Regions from separate parts of the Mus musculus genome. Here region 2 is linked to region 1. Evidence: chromatin loops called from intact Hi-C (ENCODE). Cell type or tissue: heart. All regions are shown on one strand.

Region 1 (8,000 bases):
AATTGGCGTCTTTGACATACATATATGTGTGTGTGTGTACATATATATATATACATACATATATGTGTATGTGTGTGTGTATGGAGAGAGAGAGAGTGAGAGAGAGAGAGAGAGACTCACTGTGTGGCCCTGACTGGCGTGAAATTCTCTTTATAAACCAGACTGGCTCAAACTCACAGAAATCCACCTGCCTCTTCTATCAAATGGACTAAATATGTGTGCCACCCTCTCCCCTATTACTGTTTTTCTAAAGCTAAGTTCTAAGTCAAAATCTGGTCCTCTAGCACACCCTGAAATCTGTTTTTGTTTTGTTTTGTTTTGTTTTGTTTTGTTTTTTGTTTGTTTTTGCTTGTTTTGCTGTCCTGGGAATGGAAATTCTGTACAAGGCTCTCCTAGAGAGCTGTGCCTTCAACCTCTTACTAATAAAGTCAAGGCAGGTGCTCTTCCACTGAGCCACACCCCCCGCTCCTCACTGGGAGATTCTGGTTGAACACTATCACTTAAACTATATCCCCAGCTTTGAAGTAATGTTATTTAAGACAGGAAATCTAGAATATATTTTATCTAACAGTTTCTTGGTTTTGCAAATTTTTGAAGGATGGTGTTTGGGTTTGGCTCTTTTCTTCACTTTCTTTCTTCCTTTCTTCCTTCCTTCCTTCCTTCCTTCCTTCCTTTCTTTCTTTCTTTCTTTCTTTCTTTCTTTCTTTCTTTCTCTCTTTCTTTCTAGCTGGCCTGAAACTCACTACGTAGCCTCAGTTGGTCTTGAACTCTCAGTGACATTAGAGAACCTGTGATTCTCCTGCCTTAAACCTTCCAGTGCTTAGATTGCGGTCATGCATTTATTTAATACCAAATTGCTGGCTCCATGGTAATTTGGTATATTTAATAAAACATGAAATGGGGGCTGCCATTTGTAGCACTGCTCTTGGCCCCGCAGGCACATGGAGAAGGCATGCTCATGTTCAGCATTTGCTTTACTTGGTGCCTCTTTGCTGGGTGGCAGTCCTGGGGTTCATGAAGGAGTCGACACCAAAATGCCATAAAGAACTTTCCCCAATTTGCTAAATAAGACTAACATGAATTTTTTTAATATTCTGAAGTTTGATTTGATTTTTCTTCTAGTATCTCTGCTTTTGCTTATCAGCTAATAGCTTCTGGCAAATGGAAAACATAATACAAACAACAAAAGAAATCACACATGTGCCACAGTTGGTGAATAGGGAAAAACTGGGAAGAGCTGATTCTTAGGAACTCAGGATATATATATATATACACATATATATATATATCTTCATAATACATACACACACACACACACACACACACACACACACACACACACGGCATCCACAGCTACATTTTCCATCAGGTAAATCACTTCTGGAGGGTTTGGTAGGAAACTATATCACACAACTTTACCTAATACCAGGCTGTGAACCCTAGTATAGTACCACACCAGGCATCCTCTGATCACACTGGAATGAGTTCCTTAGTGTGACAAATGTCTAGAGAAAACCAGAACCCCAACAGTGTATGCTACTAGAAACAGATAGTGTGAGAACAGCTCAGGATGGTCTTATTTATCAGTATCAACAGCTTCCCCGGAACTGAGCTCAGCATATGTGCTTCCTAATCCTCCCGATGCCCTACAATGAATTACTGAGAAATTCAGTAACTTGTTCGAGGTCATCCGGCTTGTAAATGATGAGGTAGGCATTTTCATGGGTCTTTGGAGCCCCTCACCTACTCAGGGCCTCCTGATAAGATGTGTAATCTACTGGGTGATTCCAGGAGCTTCTCCAATAATTAATAAACTATGGATAAGAAACACTTTACCAATCAGGCCAGCGGTGTCTGGCAACTGAGTCCCCTGTGCTCCCTGCTCCAGGGGCTTGGAGGAAGACATACATGCTGAAAGATGTCAGCTCCAGCCGGGAGCCTGGCATCTTGTATTTAAAGGTCCTAGGTCGCCTCTGTAGCCGCTCCTGGAAGAGGAAGTGGGGTTGAAACAAGTCCTTTTGGTGTGGCCTAGACTGCTGGTGAACCTGTAATCCTCCTGCCTCAGCCTCTAGACTGTTGAAGATACAGGTATGTACCACCATACCTTTTTGGGGACCTCATGTTTCTCATCTAGCCAAAAGCTCCTCTCCATTCTAGCTGGAGTAGGCTTAAACCCAAATGGGACAAAATTAAAAAAAAAATTTTTTTAAACCCTCCCAGACCAGCCACCAGAGGATAAATGCTCCGTGAGATAAAGCAGGTTTGTTTACCTGGGATGGCCTTGGCCATCAACCCAACCCTGTCTGTAGATCCAGCCTTATCTAGGCCCCTCCCTAGCTCTCCCCACACTCCAACCTGTCAAACACCCTTGTCCTTTGTTACCAGAACAGGCCATGCTCCCAGCAGCCTCTCCACCTTTGCACCTGCTGTTCCCTCCTCCAAAGGGGTGGGGGTGGGGAAAGGCTTTTCTTCCTTATCCTTCCAGAGACTTCCTGCCTACTTCAGGAAATATCTCAGAGGCTCACATGAAGACCTCTCCCAAGGCCCGTTTCAGTCAGCCGCAGTGGGATTCCACTAACTGAGTTGTGTAAAGATACATGTTTGACCATCACACGGGAGGCTGGAAATCAGAGCCAGTGAAATCCGGAAATCAGTGGCTGCCTTCTCCAGAGCCCAGTGTTCCTGGGGCTGGGTGTGAATACAGCCATAATGACCGGTTCCACCTCTAACCCATGAGACCATTTCATGGGTGATGGTTTACCCCTGCTCCTTTGGTGTCCCCCTCTATGATGACACTTTTCTTAACCAGCTGACTGCATATGACATATCTGTCCCACTACTTGTGTCACATGCAGGGACATTTCTCACGAACCCCTGGGTGTTTAGAGCAGTAAAAAGGATTCTGTCAGCGACTGGAGACCTGCAGGCTTTGGGGCGGGACTCCCAGTCCCCGCCCCTCACCTCAAGCACTTATCCCACTTTCTTTGTTGATGACTGTAGTGTGTTCCAGCTTCCTTCAACCCCAAGTCCCTCTGCTTGCATAAGCGAGGATGTCAGCCTCCTGCTAATGTCTCTCTTAGCTAGGAACTTTCTTACAGTGTTCCCTTTCCCCTCAGGGGGAACCAAACAAGCAAACAAATAAACATTATATTTAACTCAGCAGAAAGACTGAAGATTCCTCTCGGCTTTTAAGGATTTTTCCCCAGGGGACACTCCACAGGTAGAGTCGCGTGCATCTGGCCCAGAGAGCGATCCTCTGCTCACACCAGGTTGTTTATTTAGTGTATCTGCTTTTTATTCACTCTGTTCAAAAGCATCAAGCTAAAAATATCTTTTTTATGCGCTCTGCACCGAAAATGAAGCAGTTGAGCCATTAATCACTGAGAATATGTTGAATGAGAATTTGATTAAAGTACAGGATGCGTCCTTCAGACGAAGTCGGTTCTTTACTGTAACCGCAGTGGAAGCACAGCAGACCTCCCTAACAGTTTTTAGCCGCTCCTCTTGGAGCCTCCTGGGCGGATCGCAGGGCCTTTCCTGGCCTAAAAAGGCCATTGCACTGGGGGTCTTGACCTGCGACCCTAGAGCGCAGCAGGTCACGGAACACGGACAAATGGAGTTCGAGAGGACGAAAGGCCTCAGCTCAAGAAGCCGCGGTCTTCGGGGTGCAAAAACGAGAGACGTGGGTGCTCACCAGGCCCCTTCTGCCCCCGGACCTCCGCGGCCGCGATCCAGGTGGAGGGTGAACGAGACGCCACGTGGCTGGGAGCCGATGCACGCAAACTCCTACCCACAGCCGCGAGCCTGTAGGCGGCGCGGCGCGGAGGGCTCCCAAGTGGGTGCTCGAAAGGCTTCGTAGCTAGGAATTGGACACCCGAGCTACCGAGATTAGTGCCCCCATGAATGACAGTAGGGAAAGAAAACTGTGTCTTCAGGCCCCTGGCTATGGGCCCCGCCTGGGGATCACAGTCCCCGATTCAAGTTCACTCCTCTCCAACACCCTGCCCTCTCGCGGCCCCTGTGCGCTCTCCTTAGGGTCCTTTTCCGCGAGGCTCAGAGGACCCACCGGCTGGTCCCGGGCGTGGGGTGGTGGTGTCCCGAACACTTGACTAGAGTGCTCCACGCTGGGTAGCAACGTCTGCCTGGTAAGCCTAGCAATCCTATCGCTCTGGCCTGGAGACGCAATGAAAAAGAAAGTTTTCCAGCCTAGGCGAGTGGACGAGCCAGGTCCACCAGGCTCCGGGGTTAGCGGCCGCCTCCGCTCCCCGCCGGGTCCTAGCGCCCTACTACTCTGAAGAGCCCGTGGGACCCTGTAGTTCTAGAGAAGCTGGGCGAAAGAGAGGTGCTCTGCCTGGAAGCCGTGGGGTCGCGTGGAGTTCAGAGAAAAAGACGCACAATCTCTGCGCTCCCGGCCTCGCCACTCGGCGGTGCGCGCTAGGTTGCTGGTCCAAAGCAGTCTCCAACCTCCCGCGCCGCGGCTCTCCGCCACAGCCTTTTAGAAATCCGGGTGGGAGACAGGCCTAGTCCCAGCTTTTAACACAAGTCTGCACTACGGTAGCTCAAAACCAACATTCTCTCTCCAAACGCTCCCCAACCTCCACCTCCCCTCGCTCGGCCTCTAGATGCTCCCGGGCTCCCTAGTGTTGGCTGGAAGTGGGTGACTTAGAGGCTTAAAGGAGGGGCGCCTAACCACGGACCACGTGTGTGCGGGGGCGACAGCGCCGCCGGGGTGGGGCTGAGCGCTGCAAGCCGGGTTCGCCTTGCAGCGCAGGAGTCAGTGGGCGTTGCGCCACGATCTCTCTCCACTAGCACTATGCTCCCCACTCACCGCCTTGGAAAGTCACAGGAGAAGGCGGGCTCTAAGACCCAGCAGGCACCATCCTACTGGCGCCTTCGATCCGAGACCCGTTTGGACACCAGGGGGCGATGCCCGACCCTCTATAAAAGCGGTCCCCGCGCGGGCCTGGCCATTCGCGACCCGAAGCTGCGCGGGCGCGAGCCAGTTGGGGCACTGGGTGGGCGGCGGCGACAGCGGCGCCACGCGCAGGCTGGAGGCCGCCGAGGCTCGCCATGCCGGGAGAACTCTAACTCCCCCATGGAGTCGGCCGACTTCTACGAGGTGGAGCCGCGGCCCCCGATGAGCAGTCACCTCCAGAGCCCCCCGCACGCGCCCAGCAACGCCGCCTTTGGCTTTCCCCGGGGCGCGGGCCCCGCGCCGCCCCCAGCCCCACCTGCCGCCCCGGAGCCGCTGGGCGGCATCTGCGAGCACGAGACGTCTATAGACATCAGCGCCTACATCGACCCGGCCGCCTTCAACGACGAGTTCCTGGCCGACCTCTTCCAGCACAGCCGACAGCAGGAGAAGGCCAAGGCGGCGGCGGGCCCCGCGGGTGGCGGCGGTGACTTTGACTACCCGGGAGCCCCGGCGGGCCCCGGCGGCGCGGTCATGTCCGCGGGGGCGCACGGGCCCCCTCCCGGCTACGGCTGTGCGGCGGCCGGCTACCTGGACGGCAGGCTGGAGCCCCTGTACGAGCGCGTCGGGGCGCCCGCGCTACGGCCGCTGGTGATCAAACAAGAGCCCCGCGAGGAGGACGAGGCGAAGCAGCTGGCGCTGGCCGGCCTCTTCCCCTACCAGCCACCGCCGCCACCGCCACCGCCGCACCCGCACGCGTCTCCCGCGCACCTGGCCGCCCCCCACTTGCAGTTCCAGATCGCGCACTGCGGCCAGACCACCATGCACCTGCAGCCTGGCCACCCCACACCGCCGCCCACGCCCGTGCCCAGCCCGCACGCTGCGCCCGCCTTGGGTGCTGCGGGCCTGCCTGGCCCCGGGAGCGCGCTCAAGGGCTTGGCCGGTGCGCACCCCGACCTCCGCACGGGAGGCGGCGGCGGTGGCAGCGGTGCCGGTGCGGGCAAAGCCAAGAAGTCGGTGGACAAGAACAGCAACGAGTACCGGGTACGGCGGGAACGCAACAACATCGCGGTGCGCAAGAGCCGAGATAAAGCCAAACAACGCAACGTGGAGACGCAACAGAAGGTGCTGGAGTTGACCAGTGACAATGACCGCCTGCGCAAGCGGGTGGAACAGCTGAGCCGTGAACTGGACACGCTGCGGGGCATCTTCCGCCAGCTGCCTGAGAGCTCCTTGGTCAAGGCCATGGGCAACTGCGCGTGAGGCGCGCGGCTGCGGGACCGCCTTGGGCCGGCCCCCTGGCTGGAGACCCAGAGGATGGTTTCGGGTCGCTGGATCTCTAGGCTGCCCGGGCCGCGCAAGCCAGGACTAGGAGATTCCGGTGTGGCCTGAAAGCCTGGCCTGCTCCGCGTGTCCCCTCCCTTCCTCTGAGCCGGACTCGGTGCGTCTAAGATGAGGGAGTCAGGCCGTGGTGGTTTCTCCTTGAGACCGAGAGACTTTCCGCGGAGCTGAGCTGGGGGCCCGGCAGTACTAGTATTAAGGAAGTAACCTTGTGCCTTGGATACTCAAAACTCGCTCCTTTTCCTACCGAGTAGGGGGAGCAAAAATGTGCCTTGATATTTTATTTGGAGGATTCCTGCTTCCTCTCGGGCCTCAGCTGGCCCCGTGAGAAAAATGAAGGGTGCAGGCCCAGGGCAGGAGGAAGATACAGGAAGCTGAGATCCCGGCAGTGCCCTGAGCTGCCCCTCAGTCCCTGTCTTTAGAGGGGAGGGACTTAGGTGTTGGGGATTTGAGTCTGTGTCCTCACCCCCAGCTACAGGGAGGTGGAGGGCTCCTAATCCCTTGCTTTTTGCACCTCCACCTACATCCCCCCCCCCCCACTCAGCTTACAACAGGCCAGGTTTCCTGGGTGAGTTCATGGAGAATGGGGGCACCACCCCCAGTCAGACCAGAAAGCTGAGTTGTGAGTTAGCCATGTGGTAGGAGACAGAGACCTAGGTTTCTGGGCTTTGTGGGGTGGGGGATAGGAGGACACGGGGACCATTAGCCTTGTGTGTACTGTATGTCGCCAGCCGCTGTTGCTGAAGGAACTTGAAGCACAATCGATCCATCCCAGAGGGACTGGAGTTATGACAAGCTTCCCAAATATTTTGCTTTATCATCCGATATCAACACTTGTATCTGGTCTCTGTGTCCCAGCGGTGCCTTGTGCAATGGCAGTGTGCACGTCTATGCTAAACCACCATTTTATTTGGTCTTTTGTTTTGTTTTGGTTTTGCTCTGATTCTTGCCAAACTGAGACTCTTCACTAACGGCTGGGGGAAGGAGCTGAGTGAGGCTCTCATTCTTTTTGGTTTAGGGATGTTTGGGTTTTTTCGTCTGCCTCCCAGAGGACCAATGAAATGAAGTGGGCTTCCCCCTCTCCCCTAGTTGTCCAAGGGTGTATGTAGTAGTGGGTCTTAGCTTCCTCCGGCTAAGACTTAGGCTTCCCCACCCACCCAACCCCATCCCCAACGGCCCTGGCTCTGGGTCTGGAAAGAAGGCCACCTCCAGCCAGTTCATACACACACCCCTGTGGCTGGGAGCAGGGCTGGACCGCTTCCTTCTCTTCTTTTTTTTGGGGGGGGGGGACACAAAGTTTCATGCTAGATGTCGTATGTATTATATCTATAATATAAACATATCAAACTCAATTTTGGTGTCTTTTTAAAACCAGAGAGAAGCCACTTGTAAGGTTTGCTCTGGGCTGGGTTCCGTTTGAAACAGCATTGTCTGTGTCTGGGGTCCTAAATTTGCATCTCTGGAGTCTCTCTTTACCTTGGTGATGTGCCATGGCAGTCAAGGAAGGGGTAAGGACTAAGCTGAGAACACCCTGAGTTTAAAGACTGAGTCCCTTGGAATTTGGGGGTGGAGGGGTCGTGTTGTCTTAGGGTCATGGTCTCTCTTTGCATCCTAGAATAGGAGGGAGTCAGAAGAGAACACCTCTGCCTAATGGGAAAGCCCACTTAGAAGCTCTCTGCTTAAGGGACCCTTTGGCCACATTCCCAAATCACTCAGCTCCAGCTCTATAGAACAAGGCTCACACCAC
Region 2 (8,000 bases), 110 kb after region 1:
CCCATCTTGATGACAATGGACTGAACCTCTGAACCTGTAAGCCAGCCCCAATTAAATGTTGTCCTTAGTCATGGTGTCTATTCACAGCAGTAAAACCCTAAGACACATACCCTCCCTCTGAAAATAACCAATCAAGTCCAGTTTGCTCTGCCTGAATCCTCCCGGGTGTAGGGCAACCCACTGGACTGTGGTCAACCTCTGAGTGGCTACATCCTTAAAGAAAACTAACCTTCTCTCTCTCAGCAGCTGTTATCTGTGTATACATCCTCAGATAGGGTTGTGGGTTGGCGAGCCCCTCCCACTCTGTACTGGAACATTGATCTTGCACAGGTAGCAACAACTTCTGTGGGTTCATAAGTACAGCGGTTCTATCATGTCCAGAAGACATGTTTTACCTTCCCATAAATATCATTTCAAAAGTACTGCCATACATAGGGTAAAGTCACAGAAAAGGGTGAGGAAAGATCCTTCCTGTTTGGCTGGAAATGTAGTTCAAAGGCAGAGCGCTTGCCCCATATGCACAAAGCCCTTTGTTCAGCCCACAGTGATGCAGGAGGGAGGAGACAGAGAGACGTCAGGGGCAAAGATTATCGGAAACAAAACTGATCTATCCTGATATCAGATGGTATAGACGCCAAAGCTAAGGAGGTTTCCAGGGGATACTGAAGGACATTTTAAACGATGAACATCTCAAAGTATAGAGAAAAGACAATGCTCAATATGGATGCCCTATCATCAGAACTTGAAAGTAAGAAGCAAAAACAGAGACAGAACTTCACGGAGAGTTGACAACGGCCCCCATCAGAGCTGGACATTTTCACATTATTCTCCTACTTAGAGTTGGTGGAGAAAAACATAGCAAAGAAAGAGAATAAGACACACACACACACACACACACACACACACACACACACACACACACACACACACCCCTTCAGTAACAATCCAATACCTGCTCTCCATCAACACAAGAAAATGTTCCTTCTTTTTGTGCAGGGGAGTTTCAAGTCAGGGTTTCTTTGTGTAGCCCTGGCTGTCCTGGAACTCTTTCTGTAGACCAAGCTGGCCTTAAACTCAGAGATGCGCCTGTCTCTGCCTCCTGAGTGCTGGGATTAAGGGTGTGTGCATGACCACTGCCCAGCTGAGAATGCTCATTCTTTTCAAGTGCACAAGAAATACTCATGAGGATAGATCACATCTGAGGTAATGTAACAAGCTCTAAAGGGCCTGAAGGATGGCTCAGTGGGGAAGAGCACATGCTGGTCTTCCAGAGAACAGGAGTTCAAATCCCAGCTTCCACCCCAAATCATGGTTGATCATAATAATCCATAACACCAGTTCATGACATCTGGTGGTTTTTCACTGGCATCTATATACTTGTGGCATACACACAACACCCCCACACATAAATAATAAAACTTTTTAAAGGAATTGGTATCAATAAAATTGAAAAAACAGAAATATCTGTGGAACTAAAAGTTGATTTTGTTGTTGTTTGGTTGGTTTTTTGTTTGTTTTGGTTTGGTTTTGTTTTTTTAAGACAGGGTTTCTCCGACTCACTCTATAGACCAGGCTGGATTTGAACTCATAGAGATCCACCTGTCTCTACTTCTGGAGTGCTGGAATTAAAGGCATGTGCCACCACTGCCCAGCTAAAAGTTGACTCTTTATAAGTATTTATGCATTGATAATCTTTAGAAATACCTCCTCCCCTTAGTCAGTGTCCATTGCAGTGAAGAGACACCACAACCATGGCAATTCTTATAAAAGGAAGCATTTAATTGGGGCTGGCTTACAGTTTCAGAAGTATAGTCCATTATCATTATGGCGGGGAACGTGGCAGCACACAGGCAGCCATGCTGTTGAAGAAGCTGAGAGCTCTACATCTTGATCCAGAAGTGGCCAGGAGGAGGTTCTCTTCTGCACTACATGGAGCATGAGCCGCAGGAATGGACCCCGCGTGGGCTTTTGAGACCTCAGAGCCCATCCCCAGTGACACACTTCCTCCAGCAAGGCCACACCTCCTAATCCTTCTCAAATAGTGCCACTCCCTAATGATCACGAATTCAAATATATGAGCCTATGGGGTCCTTTCTATTCAAACCACCACACCCTTAATGTCTAGTTCTCCTGCCTTTCAAGTGCTGGGATTTCAGGTGTACACAAACATAGCCAGATGTTTTGTTGTTGTTTTGTTGTTGTTATTTTAAAGACGGGGTTTCTCTATGTAGCCCTGGCCAGCCTAGAGTCCAGTACATAGAAATTCATAGAGAAGTGCCTGCCTTTGCCTCCGGCACGGTGGGATTTAAGGTGTGCACACTACCAGCTTTGGGAGGTTTGCAGTTGTTCTTTTTTTTTTTCATATTTTTACTTCAGTACCATAAGTTATGCTGAGTGGAGCTCATTATTTTGCTATTTGTGCATTCTAAGAGGTTTTAGAGTCTCTGTAAAATAGACTACAAGGTGTCTGCTGCAGCCTTAGAAGAACTTGCTCCATGTGGCCAACTCCAGGGCTGGAGTCTCTCATAAATGTGTACTTAACACAAGCACCTAAAATCTGTTTTTGCTAAATTCCACCAATTCCTTACTTGGGCCCACAGTAACATGAGGCAGGGTAAAATCCTGGCCCCTCTACCCACATTTTTGTCTCCTTTGTGTTAAAATGCGGGGTCAGACTCCTAACTGCATGTCAATTACTTAAGGAGTCTCCATCTGAAAACTGGTGATTTCTAAGTGATGGCATCCCTCTTCCTGGTGAGGAACTGAGGCTCTCAGTGTGACAGATCTCTGCTTTAACTCCTGCACTTGGGAGGCGGAGGGGGGATCTTTGTGAGTTGAGATCAGCCAAGTCTATATAATGACTTCAGACCGGGTTTCAAAACACAGACAGACAGACAGGAAGGAAGGAAGGAAGGAAGGAAGGAAGGAAGGAAGGAAGGAAGGAGGGAGGGAGGGAGGGAGGGAGGGAGGGAGGGAGGGAAGGAAGGAAGGAAGGAAGGAAGGAAGGAAGGAAGGAAGGAAGGAAGGGAGGGAGGAAATAAGAAAGAAAGAAAGAAAGAAAGAAAGAAAGAAAGAAAGAAAGAAAGAAAGAAAGAAAGAAGAAAGATGTGTGAGAAAGGAAGAAACAAACAAAGAAACAAAAAAAAATGAAACTGAGGCAGCCCCTCAGCTCTTACAGTGTTCCATCTTAGACCCTGCCCCCCAAATGGCCCCTCTTGGAAAGATAACCGCACCTCACCCCACCGGGCAGGGATAGTCTTCTCAAGTGAGTGCCCTCAAGCAGTAAGAACTTTTCAGAGTCTTGCAGAACCAGAACCAAGGCGATGAAGCGAGGCAGTGAGCAGACAGAGCACACGGTGACTGACAGACCTTCCAGCCTCTGCTCCCCTTGCTGCTCTGCTCATCAGGGCCTCTGAAGAGGGGCAGAAGTGCAAGCTTGTCTCCTGCCCACCACAGCTTTGCTCATTGAGTTCCTTTTCCCCTTTCAACTCCCTCTTCCTTTTGCTTTTTTTGGGGCAAGTGGAGCTGACATGTGGCCCCCAGGGCTTGTTTGACAGCTCTCACCTGCAGCCATCCTTAGCTGTATGTTCAGAAGCTGAGCCAAGGAAACTCTCCAAAGAAGATTTACTAGAAGGGTGACTCAGTGGTAGATCCCCCAGTGAGGGGCTGGGACTGTGATTCAATGGTAGAGCACCTGCCTAGAATCCCCCAGTGAGGGGCTGGGGGCATGGCTCAGTCCAAATGTTAGAAGTCCCAATGTAGACCCCCCCGTGGCTCAATAGCTCAGTGGTGACAATCTTGTCTATCATTTGATTCCCAGCACAGTGTGAAAAAAAATGGTTAAAATAGTAAATTTCATGTTATATGTCTCTTACCACAAAAAAAAAAAAAAAACTAAACTTACAGGGTCTTAAAGTTGTCTGATAAACGTGCCCACTGTTTTCCACTGACAAAAGACACTGTTGTTGCCAACCATGCCAAACCATGTATCAGACCATGTCAGAGTGCACACACATGTGCAACACACACTAATGTAATAAAACAAATATTTTTAAAAGTCTTTGAGCCGGGTGTGGTGACACACACCTTTAATCCCAGCACTTGGGAGGCAGAGGCAGGCGGATTTCTGAGTTCAAGGCCAGCCTGGTCTACAAAGTGAGTTCCAGGACAACCAGGGCTATACAGAGAAACCCTGTCTCAAAAAAAAAAAAAAAAAAAAAAAAAAAAAAAAAAAAAAAAAGAAAGAAAGAAAGAAAGAAAAAGAAAAGAAAAGAAAAGTCTTTGAATTTAAACGATTCTCAAGTGTTCTAGCACAGGAGACTCAAAGTTTTCTATGGGCTGGAAAGATGGTTCGGTAGTTAAAAGCAGTTGCTGCTCCTGCAGAGGATCAGGGTTCCATTTTCACCACACTGGCCCCCTCTTCTGGCCTCCATGGGTACTGCATACACATGGATAACAAAATACAGGCACTCACAAACATGAAAATCTTTTTAAAATCTTTTAAAATCTTTTTAAAATTACTATCTTAGTTTGGATTTTGTTGTTGTGAAGAGACACTGTAACCATGGCAACTCTTATAAAGGAGAACATTTCATTGGGGCTGGCTTGCTGTTTCAGGGGTTTAGTCCAATATCGTCATGGCGGGGAACAGATCAGTGAACAGGCAGACATGGTGCTGGAGAAGGAGCTGAGAGTTCAACATCCAGATCAGCAGGCAGCAAGGAGAAACTGAGACATGCTTCCTCCAACAAGGCCACACCTCCTAATAGTGTCACTATGTGCCTATGGGGGCCAGTTTTATTCAAACTACTACATTACACTTCCTGATATATAGGTTATACATATGTATATATATGTACATATATATATATGTGTGTGTGTGTCTGTGTATGTGTGTGTCTGTGCATGTGTGTGTCTGTGCATGTGTGTGTATCCATATTATAATGCAAAATGTGTTTAGTCCAACTGCAGAAGTCCCCATAGTCTGTAACAGTCTCAACCCTGTGAAAGTTCAAAGTTTCTTCTGAGTCTCATGCAATCTTCTAACTGTAATCCCCTATAAAATCTAAACCATAGTCACATACTTCCAATATATAACAGCACAGGATTCACATCATTATTCCAAATGGAGGAGGGAGCACTGTGAGGAAACACTGGACCAAAGCAAGACTGAAAACCAGCTGGGCACACTCCAAAATCTGCATCTCCATGTCTGATGTCTTCAGATCCCCAACTCCTTTCAGCTTTGTTGACTGCAACATGCGTCTCTCTCTTAGGCTGGTTCCATACCCTGTTAGCAGCTCTCCTTGGCAGGTATCACATGACTCTGGCATCTCCAATATCTTGGGGTCTCCAAGGCAATCCAGGCTTCATCTTTACAGCTTCACACAGTGGCCTCTCTGGGCCTCCATGACAGGCCACCCCTGACATGTGCCTGGCCTCAGAGGCTTTCCTTAGTCACAGAGATTCTATAACCACTTCTTCTATCCTTGATTCTAAAGCCAGAACCATGTGGCTGAAGCTGGCAAGTTCTGCTGCTTGCTGGGGCTGGAACATGCCCCAACCCCTTCATTCAATTACATCTTCTCCAACTTTCTGTTTTCAATGGTTTCCTTTGCTGCCTAAACTTGGCTGTTCTGAAACTAGCTCTTTAGTTCCTTTTTGCAGGTTGGAAGCATAGTTGGGTGGGGCCTTGCCTTTATTTCATTTAACATCAGGTTTTTCTTTACTCTGTTTATCTCCTTAAGCGTAGGACTTCACTTCGTTCCACTTCCTGGTTCCTCTCTTCCCCACATACTGCACATTTTGTAGCTGTCTTTGCTCAGCTTGCTCTTTTTCATTACAGATCTTCATAAGAGTGAACAGTAATAACCACAGGACAGAGTCAAGACTAGGATGTTTTGAAATTTCCTCTGCCAACTTAACTAACCAAAACTCTTCAGTTTAGCCTCAGGCAGACTTTTCAGAAAAGGAGAAAAGGCAGCTATATTCTTTGACAAGATATCATAATAACAGTCTCTAGACCACATACTAAAATTCTTCTCTGAAACCTCTTGAGCCAGGCCCCCAAATTCAAATCATTCTCAGCGCACCTGTCTTCCATGCTCCTTCTAGGATGGTGCATTAAGCCCCACTTAAAAAGTTCAACTGCTTTCCTAATCCAAAGTTCCCAAATCCACATTCCTCCAAACAAAAGCATCGTCAGGCCTCGCACAGCAATACCCCACTCCTGGTACCAAATTTTGTCTTCATTAGGGTTTCCTTTGCTGTGAAAAGAGGCAACTCTTATAAAGGAAGGCATTTAATTGGGGTGGCTTATAGTTTCAGAGCATCATTCCATTATCATCATGGCAAAGTTAAAACTCAAGGCACTAGAAGTTAAATCTGAAAGGAAAAAAAAAAGTATTGATTTAAAAACTAACCGTGATAAACCAAATACATGTTGACACAAACAACACTTTTACAAAAACTATTTACAACATAAACCAAAAATCAGTTGGAAGTAAAACATTGTTTTACCTTTTTACAAAGTTCTTACGGTTAGTGATGTGCTGTTGTGGGTGACAAACAAGAGGCTGCGTTGGGGGCCTTGGAGAGGCTGAGCCAAAGATGGTAACAGGAGTTCTTCCAGAGAGATGACACACTGACTGAAAGATCTCTGATGGGATGGGTTTCCCCACAGACTACCCGGGAAACAGCATTCCGAGCCCCCACCACCCTAAATTCAAAGTCTCTGAGGCAGGAAGACCTGTGTAGGTTTTTAAGGAGCAGAGACAAGGTAGGTTAATAAGGGCGTGATTCTCATTTCTGGCTTTGCTTACTGCTGGGAGTTGGGTGGGGTGGCAGGAATGTTCGGCCAATCAGATGACTTCCAGGTCCTCTGTCCCTGTGCAGCTGTTACGGTAGAAAAGCTTTCCTTTAGAGCAGAGCCTCCCTCAGACTCAAGTGCCAACCAACGTCTCCGACTGGTCCTCACTTAGCTTTTTACTACTGTAGAGAAGCACCCGCAATTACTTAAAAAGAGGATTAAGAATACAATTCAGGCATGTCGGTTCATGGTTGAGAGGGAGATGGGGAGGAGGAGAGAGAGGGAGTGAGAGCAGGATAAGGTAGCTGACCCACTGACCTACAGCCCTCTGCTAGGCCCCACCTCCCGAAGTCTCCTCCCAAATAGCGCCACCAGTGTGGACCACGCTGATCACATGATCCTAGGAGAATTTCGTTTCACCATAAACAGGCATCCAACAGGCAAGTACTCCAAACCCCAGGACTGATAGAGAGGAGCTAGAACTTAGCCCCAAGAAGACTCGAGAGTGCTTTCCAATAAAGCCTTCAGTAACTGGATGCAGCTGAATAGACCTGATGCCTTTGTAAAGTGTGGGACTATCCCTCACATTTTCGTTGGCAGTGTCAACCAAAAAAAAAAAAAAAAAAAAAAAAAACCAAGTTGCAAAGGGCAGGAACTGATCAAAACAAACAAACAAACAAACAACACACCCAGACCCGTAGGAGAAGCAGAAAGAATTGCCTCCCGGACAAGCAAATTGTCAACTTAACCGTAGTGGTCAAGTCGAAATCAGTATTCTTAAATTTCGGTCTTTTGCCCAGCTAGAAAGAAGCCCCACAACCTCTCATATAAGCCTGAGAGCGGTGGCGCTGACATATCCCCCCCACCGCACTGTGCAATATCCTGTGCTGCCTTATCGAACCAAAAGCCCAAGCGTGTTCCACTGTGTGGGTTAATGAAAGTACGTTCTTTGTCCCTTTTCAGCTTAGGACATTTTTTTTTCTATTACATTTACCTATTTGTTGTGAACACATTTGTGCTCATACGTGAGCCGCGGCGTACATGTGGACCCACAGGCCGGAGGACAGTTTTCGAGGGTCAGTTCTCATCTTCCACCCTGTTAGACCCAGGAATTGAACTCAGGACGTCCAGGGTTAGCAACAAGGACATTTATCCACTGAGCCGTCTCGCCAGTCCTTAAGATGGTTTTAAA

Evidence for each region. A loop is a pair of places that touch in the nucleus more often than their neighbours do. Peaks named below come from ENCODE experiments on the same cell type or tissue, not always from the same donor. Only the 100,000 strongest peaks of a DNase experiment are listed, where the experiment ranks them.
Region 2: it touches region 1 in a loop (2.4-fold over the local background); 1 of 42 quality-filtered maps calls a loop at or near these places.

Annotation. Positions count from the first base shown.
Region 1 is chr7:35,114,324-35,122,323 of GRCm38, forward strand. It overlaps Cebpa (CCAAT/enhancer binding protein (C/EBP), alpha), which reads left to right and starts at 4,970. Exons shown (of 1, transcript NM_007678.3): 1 at 4,970-7,605. The coding sequence starts at 5,096. The coding sequence ends at 6,175. In heart, CTCF peaks have their summits at 3,922, 4,139, 4,925 (motif pointing right) and 5,135; DNase peaks (open chromatin) are centred at 4,158, 4,848, 5,848 and 6,298; H3K4me3 peaks cover 3,911 bases; H3K27ac peaks cover 2,244 bases; H3K27me3 peaks cover 5,563 bases.
Region 2 is chr7:35,226,098-35,234,097 of GRCm38, forward strand. Gm38989 (a long non-coding RNA gene) reads right to left here. Exons shown (of 3, transcript XR_881960.2): 1 at 7,803-8,000; 2 at 6,520-6,894; 3 at 4,371-6,384. Among named protein-coding and RNA genes, the nearest start is that of Gm38989, 4.7 kb to the right of the region's middle. In heart, a CTCF peak has its summit at 4,425 (motif pointing left); no DNase peak of the experiment used is centred here; H3K4me3 peaks cover 917 bases; H3K27ac peaks cover 373 bases.